Linked DNA regions of Homo sapiens: region 1 is linked to region 2. The links are chromatin contacts, found by Hi-C or POLR2A ChIA-PET in ENCODE. All regions are on one chromosome and are shown on one strand. The core of a region is the stretch at or near the end of the contact, and the rest is flanking DNA. Distances in the headings are between cores, read along the strand shown.

Evidence for each region. A loop is a pair of places that touch in the nucleus more often than their neighbours do. ChIA-PET counts read pairs that join two places held with the same protein, here RNA polymerase II (POLR2A). Pooled maps may share reads with other maps.
Region 1: a map of heart right ventricle shows a loop between it and region 2 (2.5-fold over the local background). The contact joins two enhancer-like sites. A Hi-C loop is called at or near these places in 10 of 168 maps with a recorded cell type or tissue (CD8-positive, alpha-beta T cell, GM11168, GM13976 and 6 more) and 9 of 50 pooled maps. POLR2A ChIA-PET finds 5 or more read pairs at or near these places in 4 of 52 experiments (AG04449, H1, MCF 10A and 1 more).

What each region holds. Positions count from the first base shown.
Region 1 is chr4:2,913,150-2,919,120 of GRCh38, forward strand. ADD1 (adducin 1) reads left to right here. Exons shown (of 16, transcript NM_001354761.2): 14 at 1,735-1,891. Among named protein-coding and RNA genes, the nearest start is that of SLC75A1, 19 kb to the right of the region's middle. RefSeq lists an enhancer at 1,538-1,607. Within about 2 kb of position 1,334, at least 5 of the 41 ENCODE cell types and tissues checked have a DNase peak (open chromatin) inside an H3K27ac peak, as active enhancers do.
Region 2 is chr4:2,768,898-2,774,947 of GRCh38, forward strand. The region is part of intron 2 of LOC102723763 (a long non-coding RNA gene); the gene reads left to right. Among named protein-coding and RNA genes, the nearest start is that of TNIP2, 16 kb to the left of the region's middle. RefSeq lists an enhancer at 2,443-2,492. Within about 2 kb of position 2,039, at least 3 of the 41 ENCODE cell types and tissues checked have a DNase peak (open chromatin) inside an H3K27ac peak, as active enhancers do.

The DNA of each region.
Region 1 (5,971 bases), core at 84-2,583, 140 kb after region 2:
ATAGTTGATTCTTGATATTTGATTCCTTTACTAATTTTAACCACTTGATTTAAATGAACTTAAGCATTTCTCTTGTATCACCTTCTCATTTCATTGGCAGTGATATCAGGATGCAGGTGCAGCCAGCCAAACTGCTGTTGCTGGGATACCATCTCTAGAGTGCCATCATGTGAGGGCTCTTAGCAGTGGCCAGCCCAGCAGCTCCTCCTTCAGATAGTGAGGCAGGCCTCTGGTCAGGGAAAGACTTGGCTCGGGCCACAGCGCTAAGACATGGCAGACAGGACTCAGCTTCCTGTCTTGGTGAGGCAGGGCAACTTCTTAACGAAAAGCCAATGGGCCTCGAGTCAGACCTGGTTCAGAAGAGGGTTCCCTTTGACTTGTTGACTGTCGAGAGTCTCCAGGCTCCCGGGCAAAGGTTGCCTGTTCCAGCAGCCCATCTGTCCCTCTCGGAGCTCTGTGTCACTGGTCAGCACTGGGTACGCAGCATGCTAGGTGGTAACCCCTCAGCCCATCCCAGTCAGTCCAAGTTCCCCTGTCTCTGCTTGAGGAGCGGTCGGCCTGTGTGAGTTGAATTTCCCGAGTCAGCCCAGCTAGGACGCTCTCCATCTCTGGTGTTCACTCCGCACTGAGAGCAGCACTGAAGGACCAGGCCTGGCATCCAAAGAATTGTGGTTTCTCCTGTTTCTATTTGGTTTTGGAAGCTGTCAGTCATGTGCATGTGTGTAAGTGCTGGATAACTGTCTTAGAAGTGAGCTCCAGGGTAGCCGGGCGTGGTGGCGGGCGCCTGTAGTCCCAGCTACTCGGGAGGCTGAGGCAGGAGAATGGAGTGAACCTGGGAGGTGGAGCTTGCAGCGAGCCGAGATTGCGCCACTACACTCCAGCCTGGGTGACAGTGCGAGACTCCGTCTCAAAAAAAAAAAAAAAGAAGTGAGCTCCAGGGAATTAGGGGACATTTTCCTGCCCCTGACCCAATCAGGCTGCACTGTGGGCACAGCGCTGTGCTGGGGCAGGTGGCTGTGAGTGGACCGCACCCCCTGATGCCCACCCAGCCCACTGTGCTGGCCTGCAGGCTCCACCTCCTGCTTTAAGATTGGTGTGGTCTGTGAGCCGCCTTGGTGCTTCGCTTTCTTCTTTTTTTCTTTGGTACAAATTTTCAGAGTTTTCCAAATTCCTCAGCTAAACACTGGTGTCTTGGGGCATGTTGTCATCTCGGAATGTTTTGGGATAAGCTCCAGGAACTAGTTACAAACTAACCACAGTCAAAAGAACAGAACTTACCTGTGCTCTTAGAATATGAGCAAAGCTCTGAGCATGCCTTACGCTGAGTGCTGTACCTCGTGACAGTTTCTGATGTCATGAGGAAAACTTACTGACTTTTAAACAGTAACAGGAAAGGGCCTCTTCCCCTTCTGCTCCACAGTGAGGAGTGGGCACCCTCCCTGAGGTGCTCTGTGCTCTTGGGTCTGCATTGGGCTTTTGCTTCTGAAACCTGGAAGGCTCTGTAGGATTTCTTTTGTGGTTAATATCTGTTCATCGTGGCACTGACCTGTGTTTCCATTATATACCACTGAAGGCTGCAGCTCAGCCTAGGCCTCGGGCCCATGGCAGTGCAGTCTCAGGGGTCTCTGCTCCTGGAAAGCCTCCTGCCCCCGCCCTGCCTGCAGCCTGCCTGGGAGGAGGGAGAGTCCCCATCGGGCCGGGCTCCTGCAGACCAGATGTGCCTTTCATCCACAGGGAGAGCTGGTGACGGCCTCCAAGGCCATCATTGAAAAGGAGTACCAGCCCCACGTCATTGTGAGCACCACGGGCCCCAACCCCTTCACCACACTCACAGACCGTGAGCTGGAGGAGTACCGCAGGGAGGTGGAGAGGAAGCAGAAGGGCTCTGAAGGTGAGTGCTTGTGGTCCTGGGCACGGCCACTCCAGAAGGTGAAAGTGCTCTGGGAGCTTCTTTGTGGTCCAGGTGCTGGCTGTGGGTGGTGATAAGAATAGTCACATGCATCAAAGACAAACCAGAACTTTATCCAGTACTCATTTCCAACCTAGTCACTCAGGCCAGAATGGAAGAAATTGCTGGCCGGGCACAGTGGTTCATGCCTTTAATCCAGCACTTTGGGAGGCCAAGGAGGGCGGATGACCTGAGGTCGGGAGTTCGAGACCAACCTGACCAACATGGAGAAACCCCATCTCTACCAAAAATACAAAATTAGGCTGGGCATGGTGGCTCACGCCTATAATCCCAGCACTTTGGGAGGCCGAGGCGGGCGGATCACGAGGTCAGGAGATCGAGACCATCCTGGCTAATACGATGAAACGCCGTCTCTAGGAAAATAGAAAAAAAATTAGCCGGATGTGGTGGCAGGCACCTGTAGTCCCAGCTACTTGGGAGGCTGAGGCAGGAGAATGGCGTGAACGTGGAAGGCAGGGCTTTCAGTGAGCCGAGATTGCACCACGGCACTCCAGCCTGGGCGACAGAGTGAGACTCTGTCTCAAAATAAATACATAAATACATACAAATACAAAATTAGCCAGGTGTAGTGGCGCATGCCTGTAATCCCAGCTACTCGGGAAGGCTGAGTCAGGAGAATCGCTTGAACCCGGGGGGCGGAGGTTGCGGTGAGCCGAGATCGTGCCATTGCACTCTAGCCTGGGCATCTCAAAAAAAAAGAAATTGCAAAGTTAGGCACACTTGTGAGTGGCCCTGGCTAGGAGGGAGACGTGTGTAAATGACGATGTGGAGGACTAGTGGTGGCCACTCACAAGAGTCTGCGCGCCATACTAAGACACACCGGGGCCCCTCTGCCAAAACGAGGCTGACCCCGAAGATGTCCTGCCGTGGTCCCATCCAGCAGCTGTGATGAGAGGAGACAGCAGGACCGAGGGGCAACCCACAGAACTCTGGGCTGGAGGGCATTGGTCCTTCTCCCAGGGAGGTTTCTGTCCACATGGAGTGACCAGACATTCACAAAAGAATTCACTAATTTGGATCAGTTAGTGGGAAAGCCAGCATGCATATTATTATTATTATTATTATTATTATTATTATTATTATTATTATTATTTTTGAGATGAAGTCTTGCTCTGTCGCCAGGCTGGAGTGCAGTGGCACGATCTCAGCTCACTGCAATCTCCGCCTCCTGGGTTCAAGCAATTCTCCTGCCTCAGCCTCCCGAGTAGCTGGGACTACAGGCATGCACCACCATGCCCAGCTAATTTTTGTATTTTTAGTAGAGATGGGGTTTCACCATGTTGGCCAGGACGGTCTCAATGTCTTGAACTCGTGATCCGCCCGCCTTGGCCTCCCAAAGTGCTGTCATTACAGGTGTGAGCCACTGCGCCCGGCCCTGAATATTATTTTTAAGAGACTTTTGTCTCTCTCTCTCTTTTTTTTAAATTAATTATACTTTAAGTTTTGGGATACATGTACAGAACGTGCAGGTTTGTTACATAGGTATACACGTGCCGTGGTGGTGGCACATGTATGGGTGGCACCCATCATCTACATTAGGTATTTCTCCTGATGCTATCCTTCCCCTAGCCCCACACCCCTGACAGGCCCTGGTGTGTGATGTCCCCTTCCCTGTGTCCATGTGTTCTAATTGTTCAATCCCCACTTATGAGTGAGAACATGCAGTGTTTGGTTTTCTGTTCCTGTGTTAGTTTGCTGAGAATGATGGTTTCCAGCTTCATCCATATCCCTGCAAAGGACATGAACTCATCCTTTTTTATGATTGCATAGTATTCCATGGTGTATATGTGCCACATTTTCTTTGTCCAGTCTATCATTGCTGGGCATTTGAGTTGTTTCCAACTCTTTCGTATTGTGCATAGTGGTGCAGTACACATATGTGTGCATGTGTCTTTATCATAGAATGTTTATAATCCTTTGGTTATATACCCAGTAACGGGATTGCTGGGTCAAATGGTATTTCTGGTTTTAGATTCTTGAGGAATCGCCACACTGCCTTCCACAATGGTTGAACTAATTTACACTCCCACCAACAGTGTAAAAGTGTTCCTATTTCTCCACATCCTCTCCAGCTTCTGTTGTTTCCTCGCTTTTTAATGATCGCCACTGTAACTGGTGTGAGATGGTATCTCATTGTGGTTTTGATTTGCATTTCTCTAATGACCAGTGATGATGAGCTTTTTTTTCATGTTTGTTGGCTACATAAATGTCTTCTTTTGAGAAGTGTCTGTTTATATCCTTCGTCTGCTTTTTGATGGCATTGTTTTTTTCTTGTAAACTTGTTTAAGTTCCTTGTAGATCGTGGATATGAGCCCTTTGTCAGATGGATAGATTGCAAAAATTTTCTCCCATTCTGTAGATTCCCTTTTCATTCTGATGATAGTTTCTTCTGGTGTGCAGAAGCTCTTTAGTTTAATTAGATCCCATTTGTCAGTTTTGGCTTTTGTTGCCATTGCTTTTGGTGTTTTAGTCATGAAGTCTTTGCCCATGCCTATGTCCTGAATGGTATTGCCTAGGTTTTCTTCTAGGATTTTTATGGTTTTAGGTCTTATGTTTAACCCCTCTTGAGTTAATTTTTGTATGAGGTGTAAGGAAGGGGTCCAGTTTCAGTTTTATGCATATGGCTATCCAGTTTTCCTAACACCATTTATTAAATAGGGAATCCTTTTCCCATTCCTTGTTTTTGTCCAGTTTGTCAAAGATCAGATGGTTGTAGATGTCTGGCATTATTTCTGAGGCCTCTGTTCTGTTCCGTTGGTCTCTATATCTGTTTTGGTACCAGTACCGTGCTGTTTTGGTTACTGTAGCCTTGTAGTATAGTTTGAAGTCAGGTAGTGTGATGCCTACAGCTTTGTTCTTTTTGCTTAGGATTGTCTTGGCCATACGGGCTCTTTTTTGGTTCCATATGAAATTTGAAGTAGTTTTTTCTAATTCTGTGAAGAAAGTCAGTGGTAGCTTGATGGGCATAGCATTGAATCTATAAATTACTTTGGGCAGTATGGCCGTTTTCACAATACTGATTCTTTGTATCCATGAGCATGGAATGTTTTTCTATTTGTTTGTGTCCTATTTCGCTGAGCAGTGGTTTGTAGTTCTCCTCGAAGAGGTCTTTCACATCCCTTGTAAGTTGTATTCCCAGGTATTTTATTCTCTTTGTAGCAATTGTGAATGGGAGTTCACTCATGATTTGACTCTTTGTCAATTATTGGTGTGTAGGAATGCTTGTGATTTTTGCAGTTGATTTTGTATCTTGAGACTTTGCTGAAGTTGCTTATCAGCTTAAGGAGATTTTGGGCTGAGATGATGGGGTTTTCCAAATATACAATCATGTCATCTGAAAACAGAGACAATTTGACTTCCTCTCTTCCTATTTGAATACACTATATTTTTTTCTCTTGCCTGATTGCCGTGGCCAGAACTTCTAATAGTATGTTGAATACGAGTGGTGAGAGAGGGCATCCTTGTCTTGTGCCAGTTTTCAAAGGGAATGCTTCCAGCCTTTGCCCATTCAGTATGATATTGGCTGTGGGTTTGTCATAAATAGCTCTTATTATTTTGAGATACATTCCATCAATACCTAGTTTATTGAGAGTTTTTAGCATGAAGGGGTGTTGAATTTTATTGAAGGCTTTTTCTGCGTCTATTGAGATAATCATGTGGTTTTTGTCATTGGTTCTATTTATACGATGGATTACGTTTATTGATTTGCATATGGTTTTTTTGTTATTTGGTTTTTTTTTTTTTCTTTCCTGAGACGGAGTCTCCCTCTGTCACCCAAGCTAGAGTGCAGTGGTGCAATCTTGGTTCACTGCAACCTCCACCTCCTGTGTTCAAGCCTCAGCCTCCTGAGTACTTGAGACTACAGACACACGCCACCACACCCGGTTAATTTTTGTATTTTTATTAGAGGCGGGGTTTCACCATGTTGGCCAGGATGGTCTCGATCTCCTGACCTTGTGATCCACCTGCCTCAGCCTCCCAAACTACTGGGATTACAGGTGT
Region 2 (6,050 bases), core at 789-3,288:
GCTGAACATAAGCAGGATGGCTAGAAACGGGCAGGGAACCAGATCCCCTCCCCCCACAGCCTCCACCCACAGCTGGGCTTCTGGGCTTCCCCCGCCAGGCCAGACACCAGTGGCTTCTTCCCTGGCGTGGAGCAGACGGAGGGTCTCTGGATGCGGGGGAATATCAGGCTCAGCGGGGCTGAGGTTTCATGCTGAAGGTGGGAGGATGTGATGCACATTTACATGATGCCAAGACCCCAGCGCCGTCCCATCCACCCACCCGCAGTGCTCAGAACGCCGGCAGCCAGACCTCTCCCCTCTATGCAGGGTGTCACAGGGTGTCCAGGGAACCTGATCGGCAGATCACACGGGCGGTTTCCTGCCAGGTCACTGCTTACCAGTCCCTACTCTCCAGCCTGAGAAGCCAGCCGGGATGACCAGACATCTGAGAGATTCCTCTGATGTGGAAGAGAGAGACAAAACAAACAGAAAAAGGACAACTGGAAGGAAACAGAGACTGTTCTGCGAGAAGACAGCTTGGAAAAAACTGTCATTAATATATTCAAGAAGGAAAGATAAAATTTTGTATTTATGAAAAAAGAACTAGGTGCCATAAAGAAAGAACATTTGGAGAATATAAAGAGCACTTGGAAATTAAAAATAGGATCATGGAAATTGAAAACTCAGTAGAAGAGTTGGAAGATAAGATTGAGGAAATTTTATAGAAATTAGAGCAAAAAGTTGAAAATAAAGCCCTTGCAGTGGTGCATGCCTGTCGTCCAAGCTACTCAGGAGACCAGGGTGGGAGGATCACTTGAGTCCAGAAGTTCGAGACCAGCCTGTGCAACATAGCAAGATCCTGTCTCAAAAAAAAAAAAAAAAAAAAAAAAGTTGAAAAAGAAAAAAGTTGAAAATGAGAGAAAAAAAGGAATTGAAGGACCAGTCTGGGACACTTAACATCTACATAATATGTCTAGATAGGGAGAACAAGGAGGGGAGAAAATCATCAAAGAAACAATCCAAAAACATTTCACAGAAATTAAACTCAGCCAGGCACAGTGGCTCACGCCTGTAATCCCAGTACTTTGGGAGGCCGAGGCGGGCGGATCACCTGAGGTCAGGAGTTTGAGACCAGCCTGGCCAACGTGGTGAAACCCCGTCTCTACTAAAAATACAAAAATTAGCCAGACATGGTGGTAATCCCAGCTACTCAGGAGGTCGAGGTGGGAGAATTGCTTGAACCTGGGAGGCAGAGGTTGCAGTGAGCCGAGATCATCTCAGTGCACTTCAGCCTGGGCAACAGAGGGAGACTCTATCTCAGAAAAAAGAAAAAAAAAAAAGAAATTAAACTCAAGTTTCTGGATTGAAAGGACCTGTTGAGTGCTTAGAACCAAGAATGAAAGCAGATGTGTACTTAAGGCACATCAAAGGGAGTTTCAGAACATGGGAGACAAAGAGAAGATCCTGTAAATATCCAGAGAGAAACAACAGGTCCTGGCCAGCAGTGGTGGCTCACGCTTGTAATCCCAGAACTTTGGGAGGCCTAGGCGGGCAGATCACTTGAGGCCAGGAGTTCGAGACCAGCCTGGCTAACATGGCGAAACTCTGTCTCTACTAAAAATACAAAAAATTAGCCAGGCATGGTGGTGGGCGCCTATAATCCCAGCTACCTGGGACGCTGAGGCAGGAGAATCGCTTGAACCTGGGAGGTGGAGGTTGCGGTGAGCTGAGATCGCCCCGTTGTACTCCAGCCTGGGAGACAAAAGTGAAACTCCGTCTCAAAAACAGAAAAGCAGTAGGTCCTGTACAACTGGCCAGGATCAGAATGGCTTCTGACTTCGCAACAACACAACTAGATGGTTGAAGTCAATGAATGAAAGCTCTCAAAATTCTGAAGTTGGATGATTTCTAACCTCAATTTTTATACTTAGCCAAACTATTCATCATGAGTGAGGGTAGAAGAGAGAATTTCAGAATGATAAGCCTTCAAAAAATGTACATCCCTGGCCCCTTTCTCAGGAAGTGACTCCAGGGTATGCTCTGTCAAAGAGAGAGTAAACCAAGAAAGAGGAAGTGGTGGGATCCAGGAAGCGGGATCCTACATAAGACAGAAGGGCGAAAGAATGCTGGTGAAGGGAGGCCCCAGGGTGAAGGCTATGCCCCCAGCTCACAAAACAGAGTCTACTTTGAGTTGGCAGAATATCTGACATACTGAAATGCTTTGGGGGAGACTGGGACATTTGGCAGAATTTGGAGTTGAATTAGTAATAAAAAAAAGTAAGCAAAATTAGAAAGACAGCATTTATTAACTCCAGAGGAAACAAGAAGTTAAGCAGGGAAGGAAAAGTTATGATGGCCCATTACATAGCTCAGGTATGAAAGAGTTCATGCTGTCCCCTCACAATGTCAACTGTGACTCTTGACCTAAATCAAAGATGATATAGTGATACTGGAGGTCAGGAAGTAGCAATTTAAGTGTGCTTTTCAGGGATATGAAGATGAAACCAAAAGAATGAGCTGCAAGTTGAAGGCAGTTGCCTCCAGAGATGTGAGTACAGGGGACTGCTGTATTTTGTAAGCAGCCTTGTAAAACTATGTAGCTGTTTAAATTATGTGCATGTGGCTGGGTGTGGTGGCTCATGCCTGTAATCCCAGCACTCTGGGAAGCCAAGACGGGAGGATTGCTTGAGCCCAGGAGTTCGAGACATGCCTGGGCAAGATGGCAAGACCCCACCTCTACAAAAAAATCTGCTGAGCGTGGTGGTACACACCTGTAGTCCCAGCCACTTGAGAGGCTGAGGTGGGAGGATCGCTTAAGCCCAGGAATTTGAGGTGGCAGTCAGCTATGACTGTGCCACTACACTCTAGCCTGGGTAGCAAAGTGAGACTCTGTCTGTCTTAAAAAAAAAAAAGAAGAAGAAAAAAGAAAATGTGCATGTATAACTCTGATGAAAAGTAAAAACTAAATTCGAAACACACTCATGACTTACATACCGTTTTCCCTTGTTGGTAAGTCAGCGGGATTTGAACTTGTGCCTCGGGATCGACAGATTTCTGTGTAGTACTAGAGCATGTCCCTGTTGTCACAGGGCCACCTGCACCCCCCCAAGTGTGGTATTGACAGGGAAAAGAGCATTTTACCAATTCAGGTCTGTGCATACCGGCAAGGGAGCACCTCTCAGCAGCCTCCTGCACTGGAGAATGCAGGGAGGGAGCAGGGTTGCTGCTGGGGGCTCCCGTCATGCTGCAGTGGGGGCTGTATGACAGCACACCCCTATCCTGCTAACACCGGGCCAGGTAGAGTGTGCCACTGGGGGATTCTCAATGACTGATCTTTTGTTTTGAGATGGAATCTTGCTCTGTCGCTCAGGCTGGAGTGCAGTGGCATGATCTCGGCTCACTGCAACCTCCGCCTCCCTGGCTCAAGGGATTCTCCTGCCTCAGCCTCCCGAGTAGCTGGGATTACAAGTACCTGCCACCACACCCAGCTAATTTTTGTATTTTTAGTAGAGACGTGGTTTCCCCATGTTGGCCACGCTGATCTCGAACTCCTGACCTCAGGTGATCCACCCACCTCGACCTCCCAAAGTGCTGGGATTACAGGCGTGAGCCACTGCACCTGGCCCGACTGATCTTATAATAAGCACACACGTTAATGTGTAGTAATAAAATGCTGCTTTTACCTGCCATTATAGATGGTGGTGACACTAAGTTTTATCTTCAATGAGCAAAAATGCTCATTTGTATTTATTTAATTACTAGTGAAGTAGAACATTGTCTTAGTCTATTTTGTGGTGCTGTAACAGAATACTCAAGACTGGGTCATTTATAGAACAGATTTCTTTCTTTTCTTTTTTTTTTTTTTTTTTTTGAGATGGAGTCTTCCTCTGCTGCCAGGCTGGAGTGTGGTGGCGGGATCTCGGCTCATTGCAACCTCCGCCTCCTGGGTTCAAGCGAGTCTCCTGCCTCAGTCTCCCATGTAGCTGGGAGTACAGGCGCCTGCCACCCCACCCAGCTAATTTTTTGTATTTTTAGTAGAGACGGGGTTTCACTGTGTTAACCAGGATGGTCTCGATCTCCTGACCTCGTGATCCGCCCGCCTCGGCCTCCCAAAGTGCTGGGATTACAGGCGTGAGCCACCGCACCAGGCTAGAACAGATTTGTTTCTTCCAGTTCTGGAGTCCAGGAAGCCCAAGGTCTAGGAACTCACACTGGGACAAGGGCCTCCTTGCTGCATGATCCCATGGAGGAAGGTAGAAGGGCAACAGGGCATGCCCCAGAGAGAGAGAGAAGGGAAGGAGGCCAAACTCATCCTTTTATTAGGAACCCACTCCCATGAGAACCCGCGTCAGCTAGAATGGCATTAATGCATTCATGAGGGCTTGGCTTATTAAAAGTCCCACCTTTCAACACTGGAGCACTGGGGACTAAATTTCTAATACATGAACTTTGAGGGACACATTCAAACCCTAACAAACATGTTTATTTATTCATTTATTTTTTGAGACAGGGTCTCACTTCATCACCCAGGCTGGAGTGAAGTGTCACCGTTGTAAATCATTACAGCCTTGAACTCCTGGGCTCAAGTGATCCTCCTGCTTCAGCCTTCTGAGTAGCTGGGATTATAGGTGGGCACCACTGTGCCCAGCTAACTTATTTTTATTTTTTAGTAGAGCAGGGGTCTTGCTATGTTGTCCAGGTTGGTTTGAACTCCTGGCCTCAAGCAATCCTCCCACCTCCACCTCCCAAAGTGCTGGGATTATAGGTGTGAGCCAGCGTGCCCTGCCAGGGATTGATTGATTGATTGGTTGATTGATTTTTAGTGACAGGGTCTTGCTCTGTCACCCAGGCTGTAGTGCAGTGGTGTGATCACAGCTCACTGCAGCCTCAACATCTCGGGCTCAAACGATCCTCCTGCCTCAGCCTCCTGAGTCATAAGGTTTTAAACTATGGGCATTTTAAGTTTTGTCATTCACACATAATTAATTGTTTACTCTGGCACTTTCCTGAGCAACTATAAGCCTAAAGTGTTTCATTGTCAAAGAGTGACCAAGGGAAGCTACCCACTAGGGCTCATGGTACCACTGATCTCTTGCAGCAACTGGGGTCATCGGCAAGTTCTCATTCAAGTTCCGAGCTCTACAAATTTGTGTTTTAAACTCTCCAGGTTTAGGCGAGGCGCGGTGGCTCACGCCTGTAATCCCAGCACTTTGGGAGGCCGAGGCGGGAGGATCACGACATCAGGAGATCGAGACCATCCTGGCTAACGCGGTGAAACCCTGTCTATACTAAAAATAGAAAAAAATTACCTGGGTGTGGTGGCGGACACCTGTAGTCCCAGCTACTTGGGAGGCTGAGGCAGGAGAATGGCGTGAGCCCAGGAGGCAGAGCTTGCAGTGAGCCGAGATCGCGCCACTGCACTCCAGCCTGGGCGACAGAGCGAGACTCCGTCTCAAAAAAAAAACAAAAAAACTCTCCAAGTTTATTTGAGCAATTAGTAGACTGGACTGGGTCCTGGATCAAATTGGATCAAATTGGTTCTGATAATTCACTGGACTGGATTCAGCTGGAGGCCTCAGATAGGTACTTTTTTTTTTTTTTTTTTTGAGACAGAGTCTCATTCAGTTGCCCAGGCTGGAGTGCAGTGGTGTGATCTGGGCTCACCGTGACCTCCGCCTCCCGGGTTCAAGCAATTCTCTGCCTCAGCCTCCCGAGTAGCTGGGATTACAGGCATGTGCCACCACGCCTGGCTAATTTTTGTATTTTTAGTAGAGATGGGGTTTCACCATCTTGGCTAGGCTGGTCTAGAACTCTTGACCTCGTGATCCACCCGCCTCGGCCTCCCAAAGTGCTGGGATTACAGGTGTGAGCCACCGCATCCGGCCCACCTTTTTTGATGGTGGGTTTGTTTCAATTCAAGGAGTCTGTGAAAACTGAAATTGGCAAAACTAACATAATCAATTGGAGTGTCTTGGCTAAAGATATTACTGATTGGCAGACATCAGATCCACTCCCACTAGAAAACAGATTGATCCCTTATAAAATAGTTACTGGAAGGCCCATACCTTTAA